Regions from separate parts of the Homo sapiens genome. Here region 1 is linked to region 2. Evidence: chromatin loops called from intact Hi-C (ENCODE). Cell type or tissue: gastrocnemius medialis. All regions are shown on one strand. Each heading gives the region's core, and the rest is flanking DNA. Links, peaks and the distances in the headings are about the cores only.

The links. A loop is a pair of places that touch in the nucleus more often than their neighbours do. Peaks named below come from ENCODE experiments on the same cell type or tissue, not always from the same donor. Only the 100,000 strongest peaks of a DNase experiment are listed, where the experiment ranks them.
Region 1: a loop joins it to region 2, with 13 times the contacts of the local background. A loop is called at or near these places in 8 of 110 quality-filtered maps.

The regions. Positions count from the first base shown.
Region 1 is chr3:100,794,011-100,799,402 of GRCh38, forward strand. It overlaps ABI3BP (ABI family member 3 binding protein), which reads right to left. Exons shown (of 68, transcript NM_001375547.2): 52 at 2,399-2,458; 53 at 1,794-1,841; 54 at 913-993. It overlaps LOC124906260 (a long non-coding RNA gene), which reads left to right. Exons shown (of 2, transcript XR_007095986.1): 2 at 1-5,392. Among named protein-coding and RNA genes, the nearest start is that of TFG, 87 kb to the left of the region's middle. RefSeq lists an enhancer at 2,117-2,286 and a silencer at 4,095-4,389. In gastrocnemius medialis, for the core only: a CTCF peak has its summit at 2,773 (motif pointing left); no DNase peak of the experiment used is centred there.
Region 2 is chr3:100,734,965-100,740,356 of GRCh38, forward strand. It overlaps TFG (trafficking from ER to golgi regulator), which reads left to right. Exons shown (of 8, transcript NM_006070.6): 6 at 1,612-1,752. Among named protein-coding and RNA genes, the nearest start is that of TFG, 28 kb to the left of the region's middle. RefSeq lists an enhancer at 2,243-3,120. In gastrocnemius medialis, for the core only: a CTCF peak has its summit at 2,640 (motif pointing right); no DNase peak of the experiment used is centred there; H3K27ac peaks cover 2,716 bases.

The DNA.
Region 1 (5,392 bases), core at 84-5,083, 59 kb after region 2:
TCTAACTGTCATTCCTTGCCCTGTGCCTCTTTCCCATCTGTCCGTAACTTCAAAGAACCATTTGCATCTTTGACTGGTCAACTTTCATTCCAACTTGAAGACCCAGTGTAAATGACCCTAATCTGAGAGGCCTTTCCTTATTTCTCCAGGTAGTTTGTTTGTTCAACATGTTGCTCTTTTCTCTATCACACTCATTGTAATTAGTATAACATTGATGTTAATCCTAGGCACCCTGTCGGCTGAGTGTGTAGATTCTAATCCTGGCTCTGACACCAGCTGTTTCACCTTGGCCAAACTTTTAAACCCTCTACGCCTCAATTTTCTAATCTGTAAAATGGAACAAGTAATAGAACTTACTTCACAGAGTTACATGGTTTACATTTTAAAAAGGCATGTAGTGTATTGGGTGGCACAGAGGCTGCAGTATTATAACCAAGTCCTGTCTTCATATTAGAGGGTGAGCCCTCTAGTGTAAGGACTCCTCTTTAAAAGTTTCTTGTTAGAACTGCATCACCTAACAGTGCACCCAGTAAAGGCTTAATAAATACTAGATAAGTAATTTTTCTTCCCAAATGCAGTTTAAAATACAGAAAAAGCAACAAAAAAGAACAGCATTGATTTAGGAACATTTTTCTTTTTAGAATACTTAAAATTCTTAAGTATTCTAAATCACACTTAATCACCAGAGCCAATTTAACACATCTTAGATGTGTTAAAACATTCTCATTTTATATTGAAAATCAGCATAAATATTAGGACAAATACACAGTTAATGTAAAAGTATTGAGTGAAATGGATTTTTAAATAACCTATTATTTAGAAAAAATCTGTGAACATAATGTATTATGGTTACTTTAAGGGAAATTCCTAAAAGGCAAGCTCTCTTTGAACAAATATTAAAACGAAATTTACCCAGAGTGGTCTGTAGTTCCTCTTGACTAGGACTTGGGGAAATCATGGGTATAAAAGGGATGCCTCGTGTCTCTAGAGGAGCTGCAAAAAGAAAAGGACCAAGGTTGTAAATTTTTAGATTCAAAGCCAGCACCAGACCAGATTGGTATTACATGAAATTCCTTCATTTGAAGTAGAAAAAGGAAAGAAGAAAGTTAAGTGTGCACACGACTTTCAGAAAAATGACTGCGGAATATTAGAAAAATGGTTCTCAACTGTTTTTCCACCAGGACACATACTACATGACATTCTGTTCTTGAACCAATCCATCAGAATGGCTGGTTGAGATGGGGTGTGGGTTAGACACAGTCCTGGACTATTGGCTGTAGCTCTGTCCCTCTCTCCCCCGTTCAAGAGAGCATGCATGATTACCAAATGAGTGAGAATATCATCATTGTTGGTATCATCTCCTTGAGTCTGCTTGAGTAGACTCAAGTAACAAATCACTGGGAATTTTCAGTATTTTGACCAATATTGATAATTACTTGCAGTATCTTTCAAACTTACCACATACTAGTATGTTACATTACAGCTGAGAACCACTAAACCAATGGAAATTGTTAAATGGGCACCATTAGTAAACATACTGGACTCATTTTGAAACATGGAGATAGATGAAGTAAATGAAGATGTATTCAGTAATGTCTTAAGGTGGTCTTCAAAGCAAACCCATTACAACACTGAAATAATTGCTTTTCTGTTTTGGAAAGAGTAATAATAATGAGAATGAAATGATGAATGGATTGAGAAGAAATGATGTTTCAACAGGATCATTTGAGAAAGGCCTGCAATCTTGATGGTAGCAAAGAAAACAGAGTTGGTCAATATGGGAAAACCATTACCTATTGTTGTCTTTGGTGGCTCAAATCTAAAGGTAACAGGCTGCAGAACTATGCCAAAAGCAAGCCAAAGGAACATATTTATGAGAATTACTACCTGGCAAAGTCAAAATAGTTTCCTTATTTTTTAGATGCATTGATTTAATAATTTAAATGTTCTCTAAGAATTGTAATAAATAAGAGAAAATTCTTCACATTAGATGCCAATCAGAGAACTTAGTTTAACTAAAACTTTGAAGTTCTCATTCACTGTCACTTTGGGGAAAATTTCGAGTAGGCACCCACTTTTTTTTACTTAAAAGTACATCCATAGTTGTAATGTAGCTACATTTACATTTTGAAAGGATATAAGCGTTGGCTTAGTTAACAATGATATTTATAATTTTAGCGTGATCTACTCAATGAACCTATATACTATTCCCTCACTTCACCAAGGAAAAATATTTCAACCAGATGATTCAATTTACCCACAAGAAATATGCATTTTATACCCATATTTTTTCTCTAAATTTCTTCCATATCACAACCATTAAAAATATATTTACTTCAAGAATTTTTTTTTTTGAAAAATATACTTCTTAGCCAGAAGGATGAAATAATTAATTTACCAGGTTCGCTCTGAGAGACCTCAGGGTATGGTTTATGAGGAAGGAGCACATCTTTTGGAGCTGAAAGAAAAAGATTATAAAACACTGCATACTCTAAATAACCCAACTGGAGTGAGCTTAACCCACAGATATAAAAATCCCAGAAAGCATGAATGAAGCAAAAGTATTTTTACAATGGTTAATGACCAAAGTTGAGAAGATGCCTGTTTTCTTCAAAATGGAAAAATGTTACCGTGCAGGGAAGGTTCTGGTGGCAGTGAAACAGAAACGAAGTCAGTCACAGTTCATTTTGAAGTCTTCCTTGAGGAAGAGGAGGAGATAGCTAACATAATTAAACAATGAGGTAGAGCTCCCTCAAGTGGCTTTCAAAATAGAAAGTCAGTTTTTGCACAAAGTGGTTAGCTGCTGTTTGATATTCATGCTTAAAGTCCACTAACAGCAACAAAAAATATGTATCTTAGATAAAGTACAAAAGTGGCTACAAATTGGGGGAAACAATAAGAAATGGAAAAATCTTGAATATGTAAGAAGATAACACAGTCTTATTCTAAATGGCACTTACCGTTGCTGGGGGGAGAAAATGAAGCAAAAGGAATCAGCTAGTCATTAGAAGATACCACATGTAAAGTTAATGATAGTGCTTGTTACTTAGTAAATGATAGCTGTTGCCATTTTTGTCTTCTTTAGTGATGTGGCTTCCAGTATATTAGGTGTCAAGCATGCTTGACATAAGCATATGAAAACAAGACAAAAATGTCAGCTGAACAATAGGCCTACTCGTATATGCAGTGCCTGAAATCCAGTATATTTTTTAATGTTTGTGTTCTATTTTAGCAAAATTAAACAGTAGATTGGAAACTTGGTACCGTATTTCTCAGTGGGGAAAATATTAGGGTGATTTGTCTATTTGTTAGTACCAGATTTCTGCAACAAAATCTCATTCCACAAATAGTGTAAAGTACTTCAACTCAGTTTCCCCACAAACCTACCCAGGCCTACTCTCTCAATGAAAGGTTTTCCTACCACACTAAACCTTTCATACACACCAGTGTCTTTTTGTCAGGCAATGTAATTTCCTTGCATCTTATATAATGCTGGAAAAAAAATTATGATTCAGGCTAGAACTCTGCCTCAGAAGAAAGATGAAGAAACTGTTTTTTTTTTTTTTTTTTATTATGAGGTGGCCAAGCACCACTTTACCATTAGTGGAGAAATAGGTTATATAAAATGAACAATCTCTTTTTATTGTTTTTGGGAATCATGTTTAACTTGCATGCCACATCTGTTCTTAGACTAGGCTGCTAAGTATTAGTGAAATTACAATTGTGAAAACTGGTACACTGAACAGAAACTTGACTCAGAACTTTTATGAGCTAAAAGGTAACATCCAAGGGAATTTGAAAATATGGATTGTTTTCTTAAAGAAAAAAGGAAACTTTAAAAAGATTAGTGGTTGATAAGGTAGAGAAAGCCCACCACAATAGTGAACATTTTGCTTTTGCATGTGGTTTTTTTTGGGATTCAAATAGTAACATATGAGAAATTTCCAGCTGTAAATGAAACAAAATGTTTATCTTGAGGCTGAAGAAGGCACTTTGATTTAGCTCTGTGAAGGCCATGAACATTCAAAGCAGCCTTTAGTTTATAAATACTCTAATTAGTTACAGTACTACACCAAACAAAAAGGAGCTGGGATTAAGGAAAGGAGAAGCTGAGAAGAGATGTGGTACTAATAAATCCACCATACTGTAAATACATTATTCACTGCTGCTCTAGTTTACTGAGGAATTTAGGCTGGGGTAATGTGGATTCCAGCTGCTAAAATTGGCACTTTTCTTTTTAACCGTGAAGTGATGATTTAATAAACTGTCATAGCAGACTTCCTAAGCAGGTGAAATCAGTGGAAAGGAAAGAAATAGAAATATTTACAGGAAAGTAATATGAATCATTCTCCTACTTGGTCAACTACAGCTCCAAGAAATTCAAGTTGTTTTTTCTTTTTTTCCTATGTGGCATTCCTCTGTATGTTAAATTGAACAAGAGCACGGTCCCTAAAACGTACATCTTTCATGCTGGGAGAAACTCATCAATGAAAATAATGATGACAATTTTCTGAGAAAGCAGTTTTGATTTCTTTATAATAATATTTACTATTATTATAATTTTAGATTTAATTATATTAACCAACTTATACCATTTATACTAACCAATCTGTCTTTTTGAATAAAGTGTGCCACTCCAAAGAAAAGCCAACACAAGTAGGAATGCACAATGTCTGTCATAGATAAACGTAAATGAATGTGCATGAATGTTTTGATAGAGTTAGAAAATAATTAATGTGTTTGCTTTTGATAAAATTAGAATATGAAGTCTGCAATAAGGTTTACCCTGGCAATAGGCTACAAAGAGACTGATTCTCTTAAAAAAGTAAGACATATAGACTACATACCATATTCTATTCCTTTAATCTATACTCTCTATTCCTTTATTCTAACCTTGTACCATTAGGTCCAGTCTGAGTCTGAGAGGAAGCCCCGTTGGAGGCTACCTGCTGGCTTTCCCTGTGCTCTTGGGCCACCCTCCCTTCTATCTCATTTGAGGCCTTTTACTTTCCATTATTTCTGTTATATTTTTCTCTATTTGTCCATGTTTTCATTTCTCCATGTTACTTCCCCTCTACCTACAAAACAGCTCGAATGCTCTAATATCTTTAAAAAAAATCATTTCCTTGACATGGCTTCTCCTTCAAACAATCCCTCTCTCTTGCTCTCATTCCTTTAATAAAAAAACTATATATCTGCCTTGGCTTCCTCACCTTTTAGATGTATTTTCTTCATCCACTGTGGTCCAGCCTCCACTCATTTCCTGCAACAGTGCCTTCATCATATTCTTAGGTCCAGAAACTCTGAAAGCTGAGTTTTCTCTTAATCTATTCAATAGCAAAACATAACTTGTACTGATCTAAGGGCTGTTTATAGGTTTTAGTTATTCTGC
Region 2 (5,392 bases), core at 341-5,340:
TGAATGTGGCAGTGGGAAGGAGGGATAAAATATTACAAACATGGAATGAATATTAACTGTAATAAATTACATATAAGGGAGGAAAGAGGAGCCAAAGTAATAAATATATATATTTAGGCTAATAACAGTGTCTTTTGTGGGAAGAATGTGTGTATTTATCTACATAGATATAAATTTAAGTAAAATGGTGGTAGATAGAAACCATCATCCATTTTATTTTGGCAATCATCAGTCTCTCTTGCATTACCACTATTATATCCTAGTTTAGGTTCTTATTAATACTTGGACTGTCAGCTGTCAACTGTGCCTAATACTGTGGTAAGTTCTGGGGATACATCAGAGCAGAAGATAGAGGTTTGCCCTTAGAGAAATTAGTCTGCTGATAATAGCAAGTACTTATATGGAACTTTCTGAGTAGTAGTCACTTTTATAAGCTTTTGCTGTATAATTCCTTTTATAAGCCCATGCTATAAGCTCTTGTAAACTCATAATCCTCACAATAACCTTATCAAGTAGGAATTAGTATATCCTTTGTACAGATGAGGAAACTGAGGCACAGAAAGAGATTATGTAACATGTCCAGAGTTACACAGCTAGTGAGTGACAGCACTAGGATTTGAACCTGGGTAGTCTAGCTCCAAAACCTATGCTTTTAACCACTCTTCTGCATTGCCAAAGCAGAAAGAATTTAAAGGAATAAGACATATTTACATTGTCCTCAGAATATCTTTTTTGACTGTCACAGCATTGGAACTGTAATATATTCTCTCCATTCATTTCTGTGTTCATTATTTTGTAAGAATTATAGTGGCTCCATATGTAAGTTAGAGTGCTAGGCCTTGTTCGGCAGACAAAAAGAATCAACAGTCAGGAGCCCGGCCAAAAGAGTGCAGAGTCTTTAAGAGGGAAAGTGAGAGCTATTCAGAAATGCAAAGTAGAAGTCAGTATGAGTTAACAAAAGTAAACTAGATAGAAGTTCACTAGTAGAAAAAGTATTCATGAGTCAAGAAGGCTTACTAGAAGTGTGGAATTATAATTGGATTTTAAATAATGTTATATTTAAATATGTGAATGTTATATTTAAATATATGGGATCTAGTGGGAGAGAAATAGAGGTCAAAAAAATATTAGCTATGTTATGGGAGTAGGGAGAAGGTTAGTTTAGCTGAAAGGGAGGCATGTGAGAAGAGAAATTGTGAGAAATAATGTTTGGACCCTTAATGCCAAACTAGGAGGTTGAACTTAATTTATGGTCAGTGAAGACCCCTTGAAGAATGAAGTGACAATTTTGGTTCCTGTGCAGAATACATTGCTTGGAGTAGGGGGATATTGGCATTGCAGACATGAGTTTTGATTTTTGCAGGGAGAGGTTAAGACTCAGGAATATAGTACTCTACACTTTATAAGGAAGGAGTTCCAGTTGTAGCTTTGGATTAAGAGATTGGAGCAAAGGAAAAAATAAAGTACATACATTTAATGTAAAAAGGCGTATTTGTGGTTATATACTTATTCTATAGTACTTTTAGTATCTTTTAACCAAACTTATTCCTTGAGCTTGCTGGGGGAAGGCCTTGTGTTGGATACTAAACTGACTTTTTTTTGACTATCCAGGGCCACCCAGTGCTCCTGCAGAAGATCGTTCAGGAACACCCGACAGCATTGCTTCCTCCTCCTCAGCAGCTCACCCACCAGGCGTTCAGCCACAGCAGCCACCATATACAGGAGCTCAGACTCAAGCAGGTCAGATTGAAGGTAAAATAGAGTTTAGAACACATGTTTGGGAAAGTACATGTGTAGAAGTGTTTATTACAGCATTGTTGTAAACACTTCATGTATTTAGTCATGCCTTAAACACAGGAAAAATTTTGATTTACTGACATGATTTGATGTTAAAAAACCAAATAGAACAATATGTCAGGTATGTTTCCAATTATTGGAATGAAAAAAATACCTCAAAAAAGTGTTTCTATGAATATAGATACAGAGTGAAAGACCAGTCATTAGTCAGTGGTGACCCTTGGAGGGGAGGATAGTGAAGTTCAGACTGGTGATTTCACACTTTATTTTGTGTTATAGATGCTATTTTATCTCCCTCCTTTCTTCAACATCTGTGCATGATTTTTCTAATTTAAAAAAGATTTCTGAATAGAGGTAAAGGATAACTTTAGTTGTAGTGGGTTTTTTTTGTTAAGATTAGTAGCCTTTTATAATTTTGTAAATTTAGCAATATGTCTTTAATGGAAAAAAAGCAGTGTATTTTAAGTCAGACTTTTTCTTCTGAAATAATCTGTCCTTGGATATGCAGTTTAGTCTCTCTGGGTTTTGATATTCTTTCACTGTAAAATGTGAAAACTGGACTGAACCCAGTGGTTTCAAAAGAATGTCTTTAGTTCTGAATGAAATATAACCTGAAAGCTCCATATTTAAAATAGGGGATTGAAGGGCAACAGACTTCACACAGCAGGCACTAAGGTGCCTCATTGAAAACCTTGGAGTTCTGCAGAATGTGACTAAGTACTTAACTAATCTCTAGGGTGCCTTCCAGATAATGAAGTGTGATTTTTGTATTGTCTATGTGTGTTGGGACCTTTAAAGCCGCATTCCACTTCAAAACAAACACCAGGTGGTGCTCTAACTATTTGTTTAACGGGTCAGATAGTGGTATAATGTATTTCCAGCCCCAGAAGCAAGTGATTAAGGTTATCAATTACATTAAAACAAAAACAAAACATAGGCTAAAATGAACTGACCACTTTTGGAATAGAATCCTATCATCCTGTGGTGATACTTTCAGAGTTACCTGGCTAGGTGTGGTGCCTCACGCCTATAATCCCAGCACTTTGGGAGGCCGAGCCAGGAGGATCACTTGAGCCCAGGAGTTTGAGACTAGGCTGGGTGACATAGTGAGACCCTGTCCCTACAAAATAAAAAAAGATTTAAAAAAATTAGCCAGGTGCTATGGCATGTGCCTATAGTTCCAGCTACTTGGGAAGCTGAAGTGGGAGGATTGTTTGCATTGTTGAATTGAAGTGGGTGGTCTAGGCTGCAGTGAGCTGTATCACTCCACTGCACTCCAGCCTGGGCAACAGAACGAGACCCTGTCTCAAAAACAAACAAAGCCAAAAAAAAAAAAATCCACAGAGTTGTCTGTTGGATGAACACCAGTCATTATGGACTAGCAGGTGACATTTTGCTGATGAATCAGTGGTTTGCGAAGAATTTCTTATTGCTTAAGCCTTTTCTCAACCAACTTTAATTAACTCCTCCTCTGCACCAAAATGCTACTGCCAAAACTAGAACAAACTAGAACTAAAGCAGATGTCAGCTGAAATGGACAAAAGCAGAGTATAGGTATGATGAGAGTTTAATGCCTACATCAAGCGAACTAAAGATTTGTTTTTAAATAAATCCCATTTTAAGCAGTGTATACTGTGATACAATGACAGTTGGAAGGATCATTGTACCAAATAATGTTTGCTGTTTATGTATAAATAAATGGGAATTAAGGCGCTACTAGCAATATCTAAACATTCTATGAAGTGTTTAATTGAGCATTTTCAAATAAGTAAAATTTTAAAAATGCGAAAGGACATACAGTGAAAATTCTCTCTCCCACCTCTGTCCACAGCAACCAAATTCCTTTTTTCAGAGGTAGCAGATTAACACTGTTTATATGCATTTAATTTTTAGAGTAGTATTGTATGCCTTGCTGCAATTAACTGTTAGCTTACATTAAAACATACAGTATGAAAATTGTACAATTAATATGTGACATCATTTAAACTATTAATAACTGATCTAATTCTAGATCAGTGCTGTCCAAAAGAATTACGATAGAAGCCACATGTAGTTTTTCTATTTAGCAGCATTAGAAAAATGTTTAAGAAAAGGTAAAATTAATTTTATTTAGCCTAATGTATCCAACGTGTACTCACTATTAAAAAGTTAATTTTTTTGGTACTGTGTATTGGAAGTCTGGGATTTGACACTGATTTGGAACACTTCAAACAACAAACAACATATCACATTTCAAACAAGCCACATTTCAGGTGCTCAATAGCCACATGTAGCTAGTGATTATTTTAAGAGCACAGCTTTAGATAAATATAGTCGTTATTTATAGATTCCCAGCATGAATTATAGGCTACTTTTACTTTTTGTTGTATAATGAGTCTTTGACATTGTCAGTTATTTAGATCAACTACTGGTTATAATTTGAGCAGAATTACCAACATAAAATGTATTACTTATAATTTGTTAACATAGCAATCTCTTACAATGTGTTAATAGTCCATACTAAAATTAAGAATTCTGAGTTGTTACTTAACTCCCATAAAAGGGACTTTGGAACTGTGAATTTTATTCCAAATAAATGTAGTCTTAATATGTTTTTCAGTTAAAAGGATCAACAAGATATTGAGCATCATTAAAAAAAAACCAAAAGGGATAATGTTACTCTTTTTCATATAAAGCCAGTGCCTGTTACAGGAAGACTATGTGATGTTGCCAGAAATGTAACTGGTAAGGAGAAGAACGCTAAAAATCATCAGAGATCGGGAGATATTGCTGTTTGACAGCCTAAAAAAATGAAAAAGCATATAATTAAAATCTTTAAAATCATATGCCAATATAATGAAAAGCTGAGTAGCCTTTATTATGTAAATATTGAAACATACATAGAATAATCAACTCTTCATGTAGTCATGTGGCTTCAACACTTACCAATATTTTGGCATTCTTTTTTCATCATTTTTTCCCCACTGCACCCCTTTTAATTTGCTGGAGTAGTTTAAATCAAATTATGAACAGCTTATTATACTCAGGTATTTCAGTATATATGTCCAACTGATAATCTTCTTTTTAATATAACCACCATGCTGTTACTTAACAGTGATTCTTTTTATTTTTAATTGTGACAGGGTGTCACTCTGTTGCCCAGGTTGGAGTGTACTGGCTTGATTACAGCTCACCTGCAACCTCAACAGTGATTCTTAATGTCAACGTGTGCTAGTCTGTGTTTGAATTTCCCTAATTGTTTCAAGATTCGTTTGTTAAATTGACTTGTTCAAATGAGGGGCCTAACAAGGTTCACACTTTGCATTGTTAATGTGTCTTGAGTCGTTTTTTCTAATAGCCATTAGAAAAAACTTACATGTTTCTAAAATCCCTTACATGTTTCTAAAATCAAAACTATGTGTATTATTTATTACTGTGTAACTATTATCCCAAAACATAGATACTTAGACAACAAAAGTTAATTATCTCATACAGTTTTAGACAGATATCCCGGAATGGTTTAGCTGGGTGATTTTGGCTCAGCATCTCTCATGAGGTTGCAGTTAAAAATGGCTGCTGGGGTTATAGTCATCTGAAGCTTAACCAGAGCTGGAGG